Regions from separate parts of the Homo sapiens genome. Here region 2 is linked to region 1. The links are chromatin contacts, found by Hi-C in ENCODE. All regions are on one chromosome and are shown on one strand. The core of a region is the stretch at or near the end of the contact, and the rest is flanking DNA. Distances in the headings are between cores, read along the strand shown. Region 1 holds the start of CCNB1 (cyclin B1). Region 2 overlaps MRPS27 (mitochondrial ribosomal protein S27).

Region 1 (6,349 bases), core at 1,093-3,592:
CCTTCCAAGAAAGCCTCACGTAGTTTGATATGCCCAAAGACTGTGCTGGCTACATATTTCATGTGCTATGCCCAGAAATTCAACACTAAAGCAATAGCTTTCAATCTCTTATCCTTAGATATAAGAAGCTGAACTGGCTGGGCGCCGTGGCTAACGCCTGTAATCCCAGCACTTTCGGAGGCCGAGGCGGGCGGATCATGAGGTCAGGAGTACACTAACATGGTGAAACCCCATCTATACTAAAAATATGAAAATTAGCTGGGCGTGGTGGCGTGCGTCTGTAATCCCAGCTACTAGGGAGGCTGAGGCAGGAAAATTGCTTGAACCTGGGAGGCAGAGGTTGCAGTGAGCCAAGATCACGCCACTGCACTCCAGCCTGGGCAACAGAGCCAGACTCTGTCTCAACAAGTTTTTTTCAGATAATTTTCCCAACTGGTTTTAACTAAGTTTAAAAAAACAGAGCTTCAGAATACAGTTCATTGCAATTTCATCAAAGCAGCCTCCTCTACATGACCTACCTTTCCTTCACAGGTAGGTCTATCATAGAATACATTTACATACCTTATATTTAATAAAAAGTTATTATTTTTGAGGCTAAGTGTTAATTCATCTTCTTAACCACTCCCTGAAAAGTTGCCTTCTTCCTGTTTTACTCCTTTGCATATTCCAATGTTACAGGCTTATTATTTAGTAGCCATATGCAGCAGTAAAAAAATTCAAGAGAACATTCTATGTTTACGCCAATAAATTCTGCAGAGATGGCTTGTAGTTGGATAACAAAGCCTTTGGCTCAGACAGCTACTACTTAATATCATTAACGAAGGAATATAAGACAGTTGACAATTAAAAGCATAGATTCTGAAGCCAGACAGCCTGAGCTTGAATCCCATATGGGCCACTTACCTGTGTGACCCTGACATAACCTCTCTAAAGCCATGATTTAAATAGTAGAGGTGACAATACCTCAGAGAGTACGTGTAAAGATTATGTGAGTTAATGCATGTAAAATGTTAGGCAGAGCTTGCCTCATGCTAAGCACTCAATAAATGGTATTAATATTACTATTCATTTGAATGCTCTTGCATGTATCAGTGAAATAAGGGACAAGAAATAATCAACAGACTCTACAATGGTAAGAATAAGTTTACCAAAATAGGCTCAGGCGAAAGTTTTTCTTCTTTAACAGGCTCAGGTTCTGGCTCAGGTTCTGGCTCTGGCACTGGCTCAGACACTGGCACTGGCACCAGCATAGGTACCTTTTCAAGAGGTTTTGGTAGTTTTTTATCAATGACTTTTCCAGTAGCTGAAGGTTTTGCTTCCTGTAGATGAAACAGAGAGAATGAAATGTTTCTGCATCAAAGGCCACAGTTGGAAGGCGGGCTCTTACAGAAGTTAGGTCAGGAAGAGAGTTACCTTCTTCATAGGCATTTTGGCCTGCAGTTGTTCACTGACTTTGTTACCAATGTCCCCAAGAGCTGTTCTTGGCCTCAGTCCGGGCTTGGAGGTTGCAGCAGGGGCCGTAGGAACGCGCTTTGCGCCTGCCATGTTGATCTTCGCCTTATTTTCAGCATTAATTTTCGAGTTCTGAAAGAAGCAAGACCACTTTAAGAGCTGATCCACGAAGGCTCGAGTAAGTCAAGGGTTAATTAAGGTGGGGCACAAGGAGAAGTTCCCAGAAAGAAAGCCGACTAAAAATGGGTTCCGAGGGAAAACATGGGTCCCAGAGTCTACTCTGCGGCCGTGACAAGTCAGTTTCCGCCGACCTCTACATTTACCAATTGAGGGATTCCCTGATTAGTCCTGGCCAGCCCTAAAATACCGAGAATTTACATTTGAAAGGAAACCGAAAAAGCCTCCAATTGCAGACACCTTCTCTCTGGGAAGGGGGTTACAGAGTTGCTGGCGGGCCCACTCAGGGACCCTCTATCACTTTTTCAAAAGGTTCCCAGTCGACTCTCCACCTCCCCAAAACATTTATCCAATATCCGTCCAGTTCTCTTTCTCACCTTCCTCCCTCCATCCATCGTCCCCCACACTCTCTCACCAGGCCTGGGCCCACCTCGGCGCTCTCTTGGTGAGTCCCCTCCCACCTTCCTCCCCAAATCGCTCCTGCGGCCCTCTCCCGCTCGGGAGGCTCCCGCAGGCGAGGCAGGGAGAGCAGGCAGCAGCTAAGAAGGCCGCGTTAGTTCGCAGTCCGAAGCGGCTCACCCTGGTGACTCGGAGCGCCATGGCTTCCTCTTCACCAGGCAGCAGCTCAGCGGGGAGAAGCAGAACACCGGAGGCCCGACCAGCCAAGGACCTACACCCAGCAGAAACCAACAGCCGTTCCGCCGCAGCACGCCGAGAAGAGCCAGCCTAGCCTCAGATTTAAACCCCGCACTGCTCCCTCCTTATTGGCCTGTTCGTGGCACTCACTCCCTTCCCATTGGCGGCTGCCGGTCGCAGAGAATGCGTTTCCAGGGCGATCGCGCGAAGGCGTTCGAGAGGGGCGGGGCCACAGTGAGGCTAGGCCGGAAGGCCTGGCCAGGCTCTCACGTGGTCTGCCTCTGCGCCTGCGCTCTCGGGCAGCTGCAGCGGCCACCTGGAGAGCAGTGAAGCCAGTGCGCCGCCCACCTGGAAAGGTTAGCCGGGCAAGAGTGTGCGTTGCCAATGCCAGCTCAGGAAAGGCCTAGTGGCCTTTGGAAGGTGACAGAGGCGCGGCCACAGTCTCAGAAGTGTCAAAAGTAGTTTTGGATCTAGTGTTGCACACTTTCCATTTCTACGGTAGCAGCAATAATATAGTTCATGAAAGGCTTTAATAGACATTCTTTCATTTGATCGTTGCAACAACTCTCTGGGTTGGAGGAACTGAAGCTCAGCGACTTAGATGACTTTGCCAGGGTCACACATTAGCAACGGGGGAACTGAATTTAGGGTTTTTTTTTTTGAGGGGGAGGGAGGGGGTGTATCCGTGTTGTTTTCACAACACTGATTGTCCCTTAACAATATTACTTGATTACTTCAAGATTGTCCAGTTTCCCAAGGCCAATTGTTTTGTTTGTTTTAGCTTTCTATTTGGAAATAATTTCATACTTAGACCAGTTGCCAACAAAAATCTTGTAAGGAATATTTCTATGCCCTTTACTCAGATTCAACTATCCTTAACATGTATTTGCCTCTCATGGGAAAATCAGGAAAAACTAAACAAAAAGACATTTTACCCCATTTGCTTTGTCATTTGCTCAGATTCTCTCTAGATCCAAAGAAAAACAAGAGGGTTCTTTTTGCCTTCTACTCCTCAAAACACACCAGCAGCTCAGCAATTGGAGGGGAGGCTGAAGGACAAAAACATTGCTATCCCATAGAGCAACGGTATAAGAGCCAATAGAGACTCCTGGCGCTGGAAGTCACGGATCCGAAAGAAGGCGCCCAATCATTTGGTTTCTTTGGATCGTTATTGAGTCTTCTGTCATCATAGTTCACCCTCCTACTCGAATGCCTCCCGTGGGGCCCTTACCCTTGCTCTCCTCTGCCTGGAATGCCCGCCTCTTCTTGCATTCAAGCCCCTGGGTTCTATTCAGGTAACTCCCATTCATCCTTCAGTTCTGTGTTCAACATCCATTCTCACTCAGTCTTTCTGGGTTTGATCAATCCTTCCTCGCCCCATGCAGGGGCGAGAGGCAAGGGGCGAAGCAGGATTACTTATCCTCTGTGTTCCAGTTTAAAAATTTTTTTTTTTACTTTTTTTTGAGACGGAGTCTCGATCTGTCGCCCAGGCTGGAGTGCAGTGGTGCGATCTCGACTCACTGCAACCTCCACCTCCAGGGTTCACTCCATTCTCCTGCCTCAGCCTCCCGAGTAGCTGGGACGGCAGGCGCCCGCCACAACGGCCGGCTAATTTTTTGTATTTTTGGTAGAGACGGGGTTTCACCATGTTAGCCAGGATGGTCTCGATCTCCTGACTTGGTGATCCGCCCGCCTCGGCCTCCCAAAGTGCTGCGATTACAGGCGTGAGCCACCACGCCCGGCCAAATTTTTCCTTTTATATGCTTTATTTTTTAGAGCAGTTTTAGGTTCGCAGCAAAACTTAGCAGAAAGTATAGAGCATTTCACCTGCCTTCCCCACTATTGACACCCCACATTAAAGTTGTACTTTAATTATAATCTGTTAACCTACATTGACACCACAGTATTACCCAAAGTCCATAGTTTACATTAAGGTTCACTCTAGGTGTTGTGTCTTCTACGGGTTTTGACAAATATATAATGACGTATAATGTCCACCCGCCTCAACCTCCCAAAGTGCTGGTATTGAAGGCGTGAGCCACTGCACCTGGCGGTCAGAATGGTTTCTTTTACTCAAATATGCATTTAAGGTTCTTCCATGTTTTTTTCATGGGTTGGGATCTCATTTTATTTTAGCCCTGAATAATATTGCATTGTCTGGATGTACTAGTTTATTTATTCAGTCACCTACTAAGTGACATCTTGATTGCGTCCAAGTTTTGGTATGAATATAACTGCTACTAACATCTGTGTGCAGATTTTTGAGTGGACGTAAGTTGTTTTTGTTTTTCGTTTGTTTGTTTGTTTTTTGAGACGGAGTCTTGCTTTGTTGCCCAGGCTGGAGTGCGGTGGCGCCATCTAGGCTCACTGCAAGCTCCGCCTCCCGGGTTCACGCCATTCTCCTGCCTCAGCCTCCCAAGTAGCTGGGACTATAGGCGCCCGCCACCAGGCCTGGCTAATTTTTTGTATTTTTAGTACAGACGAGGTTTCACCATGTTAGCCAGGATGGTCTCGATCTCCTGACCTCGTGATCCACCCTCCTCGGCCTCCCAAAGTGCTGGGATTACAGGCGTGAGCCACTGTGCCCGGCTGAGTGGACATAAGTTTTAAACTCATTTGGGTGAATACCAAGGAGCAAGACTGTTGGATCATATAGTATGTTTACTTTTGTAAGAAACCGCCAAACTGTCTTCCAAAGCTGCTCTACCATTTTGCATTCCCATCAGCAATCCTCACAAGCATTTGGTGTTGTCAGTTTTTAAAAAAATTGTAGCCATCCTATTAGGTGTGTAGTGGTAACTCATTGTTTTTTGATTTGCAGTTCTCTAATGACATATGATATTGAGTATCTTTTTCTGTGATTATAATCTGTATAACTTCTCTGTTGAGGTATCTGTTCAGGTATTTTGCCTAGTTTTTGTTTTGTTTTGTTTTTTGAGATAGGGTCTTACTATGTTACCCAGGCTGGAGTGCACTGGTGTGATCATAGCTCACTGTAACCTCAAACTCCTGAGCTCGGGCAATTCTGCCTCAGCTTCCCAAGTAGCTAGGACTGTAGGTGTGAGCCACTGTGCCCAGCTAATTTTTTTATTTTTTATTTTTTGTAGAGATGGGATCTCACTATGTTTCCAAGGCTCATCTTAAACTCTTGGCCTCACAAAGCACTGGGAATATATATATATATATATATATATATATATTTTTTTTTTTTTTTTTTTTTTTTTTGAGATGGAGTCTTGCTCTGTCGCCCAGGCTAGAGTGCAGTGGCTCGATCTCGGCTCACTGCAACCTCTGCCTCCCGAGTTCAAGTGATTCTCCTGCCTCAGCCTCCCGAGTAGCTGGCACTACAGGCGCCCACCACCACACCAGCTAATTTTTGTATTTTTAGTAGAGACCGGGTTTCATAATATTGGCCAGGCTGGTCTCAAACTCCTGACCTTGTGATTTGCCCGCCTTGGCCTCCCAAAGTGCTGGGATTACAGGCATGAGCCACCACGCCCGGCCGCACTGGGAATATTATAGGCATGAGCCACTTTGCCCAGCCTTTGCCCAGTTTTATTTTTGTTTTGAGACAGTGTCTCTATTACCCAGCTAGGGTGCAGGGGCGCAAACATGGCTTACTGCAGCCTTAATCTCTGGGTTCACCAGAGCCACCGCACCTGGCCTCAGACTAATATTCTTCTTTTTATTTTTTTTAATTATTTCTTTTTTTCTTCTTTTGTTGTTTTTATTTGTTTTTTGGACTAATATTCTTAATAGTACATTTTGTCATGTTTATTTTTAATTTTTATGCATACATAATAGTTGTACATATTTATGGGGTACATGTTATATTTTGATACAAGCATGCAATGTGTAATGATCAAATCAGAGTAATTGGGATATTTATCTCCTCAAACATTTATCATTTATTTGTGTTGGAAACGTTCCAACTCCACTCCTTTAGTTATTTGGAAATATACAGACTGGGTATGGTGGCTCATGCCTATAATCCCAGCACTTTGGGAGGCCAAAGCAGGAGTATCATTTGAGCCCAGGGGTCCGAGATCAGCCCGGGCAACCTGGCAAACCCCATCTCTACAAA
Region 2 (6,349 bases), core at 2,412-4,911, 3.1 Mb before region 1:
CACTGCAACCTCCGCCTCCTGGGTTCAAGCGATTCTCCTGCCTCCACCTCCTGAGTAGCTGGGGTTACAGCCGCACGCCACCACGCCCAGCTAATGTTTGCATTTTTAATAGAGACAGGGTTTTGCCTATTGGCCAGGCTGGTCTTGAACTCCTGGTGTCAGGTGATCTGCCCACCTCAGCCTCCCAAAGTGCTGGGATTACAGGCTTGAGCCACCGCGCCCAGCGGGAAATAATTTTAAACTTATAAAAACTGCAAAGAACTCCTCTATATCTGTCTTAGTTTGTTTTCTGTTGTTTATAACAATACCTGAAACTGGATCATTTATCAAGAAAACGAATTTATTTCTTACAGTTAGAGAGTCTGAGAAGGCCAGCGTTGAGGGGTGGCATCTGGTGAGAGCCTTCCTGCTGGTGAGGACTATTCAGAGTCCTGAGGTGGCTCAGAGCATCACATGGCGAGGGGGCTGAGCATGCTAGCTCAGGTCTCTCTTCCTCTTATGAAGCCACCAGTCCCACTTCCGTGATAACCCATCAATCCATTAACCCATTAGTCCATGAATGGATTAATTCATTCATCAGAGGAGAGCCCTTATGATCCACTGGCCTCTCAAAACTGTTACACTGGGGATTAAATTTCAACATGAGTTTCAGAGGAGACAAATATTTAAACCACAGCGCTACTTTTACTCATGTTCACCTGTCGTTACCATTTTGATTCATTTGTTTTTGCTTTCTCTCTCCTCCTTCCCCCTGTATACACACTTTCTTTAATCATTTGGGAGTTTGTTTCATATATTATAGCTCTTTATCCTGAATACTTCAATGTACATTACCTGAGATAAGGACATTCTATTGTATAATCATAGCACAGTTACCAACTTCGGAAATTTTGACATTAATATAATACTTTACTATTCATATCCCAGTTTTGGGAATTGACCCAATAATAGGGTCTCTCATAGCATTTTTCCTCTTCCAGTACAGGATGCTGTCTAGAATCATAGTTCCTTATCCTTTCTTTGTTTCTTATGACATTGTCCTATATATTTTTAAAGAACCCAATCTCTTTTTTTAAATAGAATATTCCTCTTTCTTGGATTTTTCTGCTATTTTCTCATTGTTATGCTTCCCCAGCCAGAATACTCTCAGTGATGTTGTGCCCCTGCCAGGGTATCACATGTGGACATACCTGATATCATATGCCTTCACTGGTGATGTCAGTTTTGATCACCTAGTCAACTGTGTCTGATTTCTCCACTGCAGAGTTACTGTTTTTCTCCCTTCTGATTAATAGGCTATTCTCGGAGAGAGACTTTAATGTAATGCAAATATGTTGTTTATCAAAAGTTTGCTCTTAGATTTGGCATCCATTCATGGCTTTAGCCTGAATCAATCTTTACTATAATGGTTGCAAAGTAATGATTTTCCAACTCTGAAAATTTCTCCAGATTTACTAGCTAACACTCAGTATTCTACTATAAGCAAGAACTCTTCCTTTTCTCTCATTTCTTTCTCATTTATCTGTTTATTATCATGCATTATGTTTAAATCATCAATTTGTGAATTTTTTAAATGATTCATTACCCTTCTCAATTATTTTGGTGGTCTAAATATCCCAGACTTGGCTGATAGAAGCCCTTTCAAGCTGGCTTCCATTTTCCCCCACCCCCCTCTTTTTTGATAACTTACTTTCTCTCATATAACAAGGTGTTTCAGGCTCACTGTGTACCCTTCCTGGCCTAGCCCTGGAATCAACCATTTCTCCAAGGAGCTCTGGTTACTTTTGGTGAGGAATGGCATTAGAAACCAAGATCTAGGTGCTAGGTGTCCTTTTGCTACTGTGAAATTTTTGCTTCTTGGCCCATTCAGTGAACAGTTCTGGAAAAAAAATGAATGCACATACACATAAACATACATGTACACATATGCATATACATATACTATATATATTTTGCAGATAATGAGTTCACACCAATCCCAAGTTCATCCCTATGGGATTCTTCTTGCCTTGCTCCAGTCCATATTTGTATCTCCCGTCTTCCATACTGACAGCCCTGGCTCCCACTAGAGACAGTGTTTTGATGTACGGGACAGTCTCAGCATTGCAGGTCATCTGAATTCCCTGTTTTCTGTCCATTAAGTGCCAGTAATGCCTTTCAGTCATTGTGACAATCAAGACCAACTTCCACATATCCTAAAATGCTCTGTAGGGCCAATACTATACTGTTCTAGTGATCAGACCAGTATGGACTCATAGTTATACAGCAAGGCGTGTTCGGATGTGCCATATGTGAATTATAAGCAAAGTGCAGTGAAGTACAGATAAGGGAATGACGAATTCCAGGAAAGCTTATTAACACTTTCCTAGGTATGTAGGGAAGATTAGGAAATGAGGCCACTAGGTTTGGTGTCTTGGTGTTGGGTATAGTCAGTCACACAAATCCAGGGAACATTGTCATGGATACCTGAGTAAGCAGTAACTGTTTGCCAAATAATGAGTATAATAATCTGCAGCGGGGCAGCACGCAGTGGCACACGCCTATAATCCCAGCACTTTGGGAGGCTGAGGTAGGCAGATCAAGTCAGGAGTTCAAGACCAGCCTGGACAACATGGTGAAACCCCGCCTCTACTAAAATTACAAAATAGCCGGGCGTGGTGGCGCACACCTGTAATCCCAGCTACAATGGAGGCTGAAGCAGGAGAATCGCTCGAACCCGGGAGGCAGAGGTTGCAGTGAGCCAGAGATCACGCCGCTGCACTACAGCCTGGGCGACAGAGCTGACTCTGTCTCAAAAAAAAAAAAGTCTGCAATGAGTAAATATCACATAGAGACATTTGTTCCCTTTCCTCAGTTAAGACTAGTTTTCTTGGAAAAGCAGTACTAGCCACCATTTACTGAATTTTTCCTGCCACCGAGACAGCTGTCCCCTCTGCCTAGAATATCTTTGTATATCCTGAATCTCTCCAGTCAGAATCGATGTTTCCTGCCCTATATTCTTTCAGCACTTTGTGCCTTCCTTGTGTATGATGTGCTGAAGTCTGCACTTGGGAGGCCGACTTCTGGGTGTCAGTCCCAGTTCTGCGGCTTTCAGCTGTCACACTCGGTTTCTGTGCCTATAAATTAGAGATGATGGTAATGCCTGCCTCTCCGTCTGACATGCAGGTGCTTCAGAAATATGTGCACTGAGGAGTCCCTAAGCCCCTTGTTTTTAGCCCTCTATAAAACGTGTGAGGTGAAATAATGTTTTGGAACTCACACTGCTTGGAACAAAGAAAGCTTTTGAGACTTTTTCCTACTGTGTACTGGAAGGTAATTATTGCCGCTTTTTTCAAAATGGACATTGTTTTCGGTTTTACTCGACGACACTACTTGTTTTCCCTCATTTTTATTTGAGCGTTTGGGTTGAGCTACTGGCACTTAGCAGGGAGGCCGCATGGTAGGGAGAGCGCCCGTGGCTCCAGCTCTGGAGATGGGACAGTAGGTGGCAGTGTGGCCCCTGCGGGAATCCGCCGCCCCGCGGGTGGAACGCGGCGAGTGGGCGCGGGGCTGTCGGGTAGCGTGCGCGCGCAGGGCCGCGCCCAGCATGTGGAGCGCTGTGATTGGGCGCCGCCAGCCGGAGGGCCGTGAGGTGCTCAAAGCGGGCTCGCTGATTGGGGGACGGAGGAGGGCCGATATGAGGCTTTCGCCGCTCCCATCCCCATTGGAGATCGAGGCAGCAAGGGACACTGCGGCGTGTGGGTGTGGGCTTCATGTGCCAGAGCGCCGTCTCCCCTGAGCCGTGCCCTGCCGGGGAGTACGGCGAGAGAGAGGTTCTGGCCTCTCGGAGTGGGCTTGCGGTTCCGGTGCCCCCTCTCTTCGTCCTCGTGGCTGATTGTGCCAGAGAGCTCCTCGGGGAGGGCCCTAGCGTGAGGGCAGTTTCCCAGCGCCGGGGCCGCGGTGGACGCCAATGCAGCTGTCTAGGACCTGCGCCCGCGGTGCGTCCAGAGGGCCCCGGCGCGAACGTCAGAACGCCGCCCCGTTCCGCGCTCTCAGCAGCCAGCCAGGGCCGCTGCCAGTTCCACCGTGGAGAGGAGGAAACCGGGCGAGAGCCTCACTTTCCTTTCCGCCCAAAAAGCTTTCTCAGTGATTGCTGTAGTACCTGAGATTCTACCATAGGATCTTCCGCCTACATTAAAGTAGTCGATTTCTTCTTTAAAATACTTTTTTATTGGAGTATAATATACATACTGAAAAGTGTGCAAGTCGTAATATAGACATTGATGAATTACCACAAAGCGAGTAAACCTGTGTAGGAAGCAAGAGCATTCCTACCGCTCCAGAAGCCCTTATTGCGGCCCCCACTTAGTCTCTCCAAAGGTAACCGGTATCCTGACTTCTAACGCCACAGATTTTTTTTTTTTAGTGTTTTAACATTTGAAGGTGTAGACACCTTGGTATAAGGAGCCCCCTTTACCCATCACCTGGCTTCAACAATTATCAGCTCTTAGTCTTTATTTTATCTTTATTACTGTTTCCCCATCCCGATGCTTTGGATAATTTTGAAGGAGATCCCAGGCAGTAAGTCATTTCATCCGTAAATATTTTGATACAGATCTCCAAAAGACAAGGGTGCTTTTCAATACCATTATCACACCTAAAATATTAATAGGGTTGTAAATATCACGAAATATCCAGTTAGTGTTCAGATATCCCTGATACTCTCTTTCTTATTTTATTTTATTTTCTTAGAGCCTTGCTCTTGTCGCCCAGGTTGGAGTGCAATGGCACGATCTCAGCTCGCTTAAACCTCCTCCTCCCAGGTTCAAGCGATTCTCCTGCCTCAGCCTCCCGAGAAGCTGGGATTACAGGCGCCCGCCACCATGCCCGGCTAATTTTTGTATTTTTAGCAGAGATGGGGTCTTGCCTTTTTGGTCATGCTGGTCTCGAACTCGTGACCTCGTGATCCGCCCACCTCGGCCTCCCCAAGTGCTGGGATTACAGGCGTGAGCCACCGCTCCTGGCTCAGGTATCCCTGATACTCTCAAATTTTTTTTTTTATGATTTGGTTGAATCAGGATTCAAATAAAGCCTCGTATAATACAATTGGTTGCTATGTGCCCCCGTTAACTCTTTCTGAATCTTTTTAATAGAAACATACAGAAGTAGAGAGAGTAGAATAAACCCCTGTGTACTGTCACCCAGCTCCAGCAATTATCAATTCCCTACCAGTGTTGTTTCATCAACTCCCCACCTGTTCACCAGATTACTTTTTAACAAACTTAATTATCGGGGTTTTTTTATATGTACTTTGATATGTACCTCTAAAAGATAAGGATTTTTAAAAACGTAATTAATCATACTATTCTAAAAAACTAGTACTTCTGTAATATTAAATATTCCATTAATGTTCACATTTTCCCAAATGTCTTATAAATTTCTTTTTAATTTAGTTTGTTGAAATGTGATCTAGATAAGGTCCATACCTTGCAATGTGTTGAGTTGTCTCAACTATCTTAGTTTGTAAGTTTTTTGCAATTTATTTATTGAACAAAACAGGTCTTTTTTGGAGTTTCCCACATTCTAGATTTGCTGATTTCATCCTTATTGTGGTGTTTAGCGTGCTCCTCTGCCTTCCATATGTCTTGTGAAACTGGTAGTTGGAGAAAGGGGCTTGATCAGATTCAGGACTTTTTATTTTGTCTTTTGGTATAAATACTTCATAGTAAGTGTTTACTTGTGTCAGTAAGCACACAGCATTTGATTGCCCCTCTGCGAAGTTAAAGGCCATTCATGATCTTTACTTAGATTTGTTATTTCATTTGAAGCTGCATACTATTGCTGTTTAAATTTTATCATTTCTTTTCATTTATTATCTAGGAAATTTTTATGACAGAACTTCCATTCATCAACAGTTTACTTACCCTGAAATAGTTTGTATATGAGTTAGCTTTCAAAATAACTTGCAAAAATGATGAATGAGGACTTCTTAAAATGTCATTAAGAACTCATAGATTTAAATAATTGAGACATTTTAATCCATTGCTGTTGATACTTTTATTGATAGGGCCATAGTTCAACTGTGCTCTGTAGAGCCCTGGGCTTTCCTACTTCAATCAGATTTCAACTTTTGATTGTTTCTGTACTGGGCTTCCCTTTGGCTAAAATAAACACTGAGTTAAAGCATTGTCTCTGGAATTCCTCCACTAACTTGCTGATTTGTTGGGGAGGTACAGGGTAAAAGTTATCAACATTTACTAGTTAACAGAATAGGATCCACTGTGAACAGGACTCAGGAGAAAACCACTGGGGAACTGGGTAGGGTGTTGGTAGGAGGGCAGGCCTCATGGGGAAGCTCCTTGAGTTCCAT

The links. Hi-C counts contacts between places; a loop is a spot of excess contacts on that map. Pooled maps may share reads with other maps.
Region 2: a pooled map shows a loop between it and region 1 (3-fold over the local background). The contact joins the enhancer-like site here to the promoter of CCNB1 in region 1. A Hi-C loop is called at or near these places in 3 of 50 pooled maps.

Annotation. Positions count from the first base shown.
Region 1 is chr5:69,163,143-69,169,491 of GRCh38, reverse strand. It overlaps CCNB1 (cyclin B1), which reads right to left and starts at 2,342. Exons shown (of 9, transcript NM_031966.4): 1 at 2,209-2,342; 2 at 1,414-1,584; 3 at 1,149-1,319. The coding sequence starts at 2,229. RefSeq lists enhancers at 2,087-2,316, 1,697-2,662.
Region 2 is chr5:72,305,728-72,312,076 of GRCh38, reverse strand. The region is part of intron 2 of MRPS27 (mitochondrial ribosomal protein S27); the gene reads left to right. Among named protein-coding and RNA genes, the nearest start is that of MRPS27, 11 kb to the left of the region's middle. RefSeq lists enhancers at 1-70, 3,716-3,965 and a silencer at 3,376-3,665. Within about 2 kb of position 3,661, at least 40 of the 41 ENCODE cell types and tissues checked have a DNase peak (open chromatin) inside an H3K27ac peak, as active enhancers do.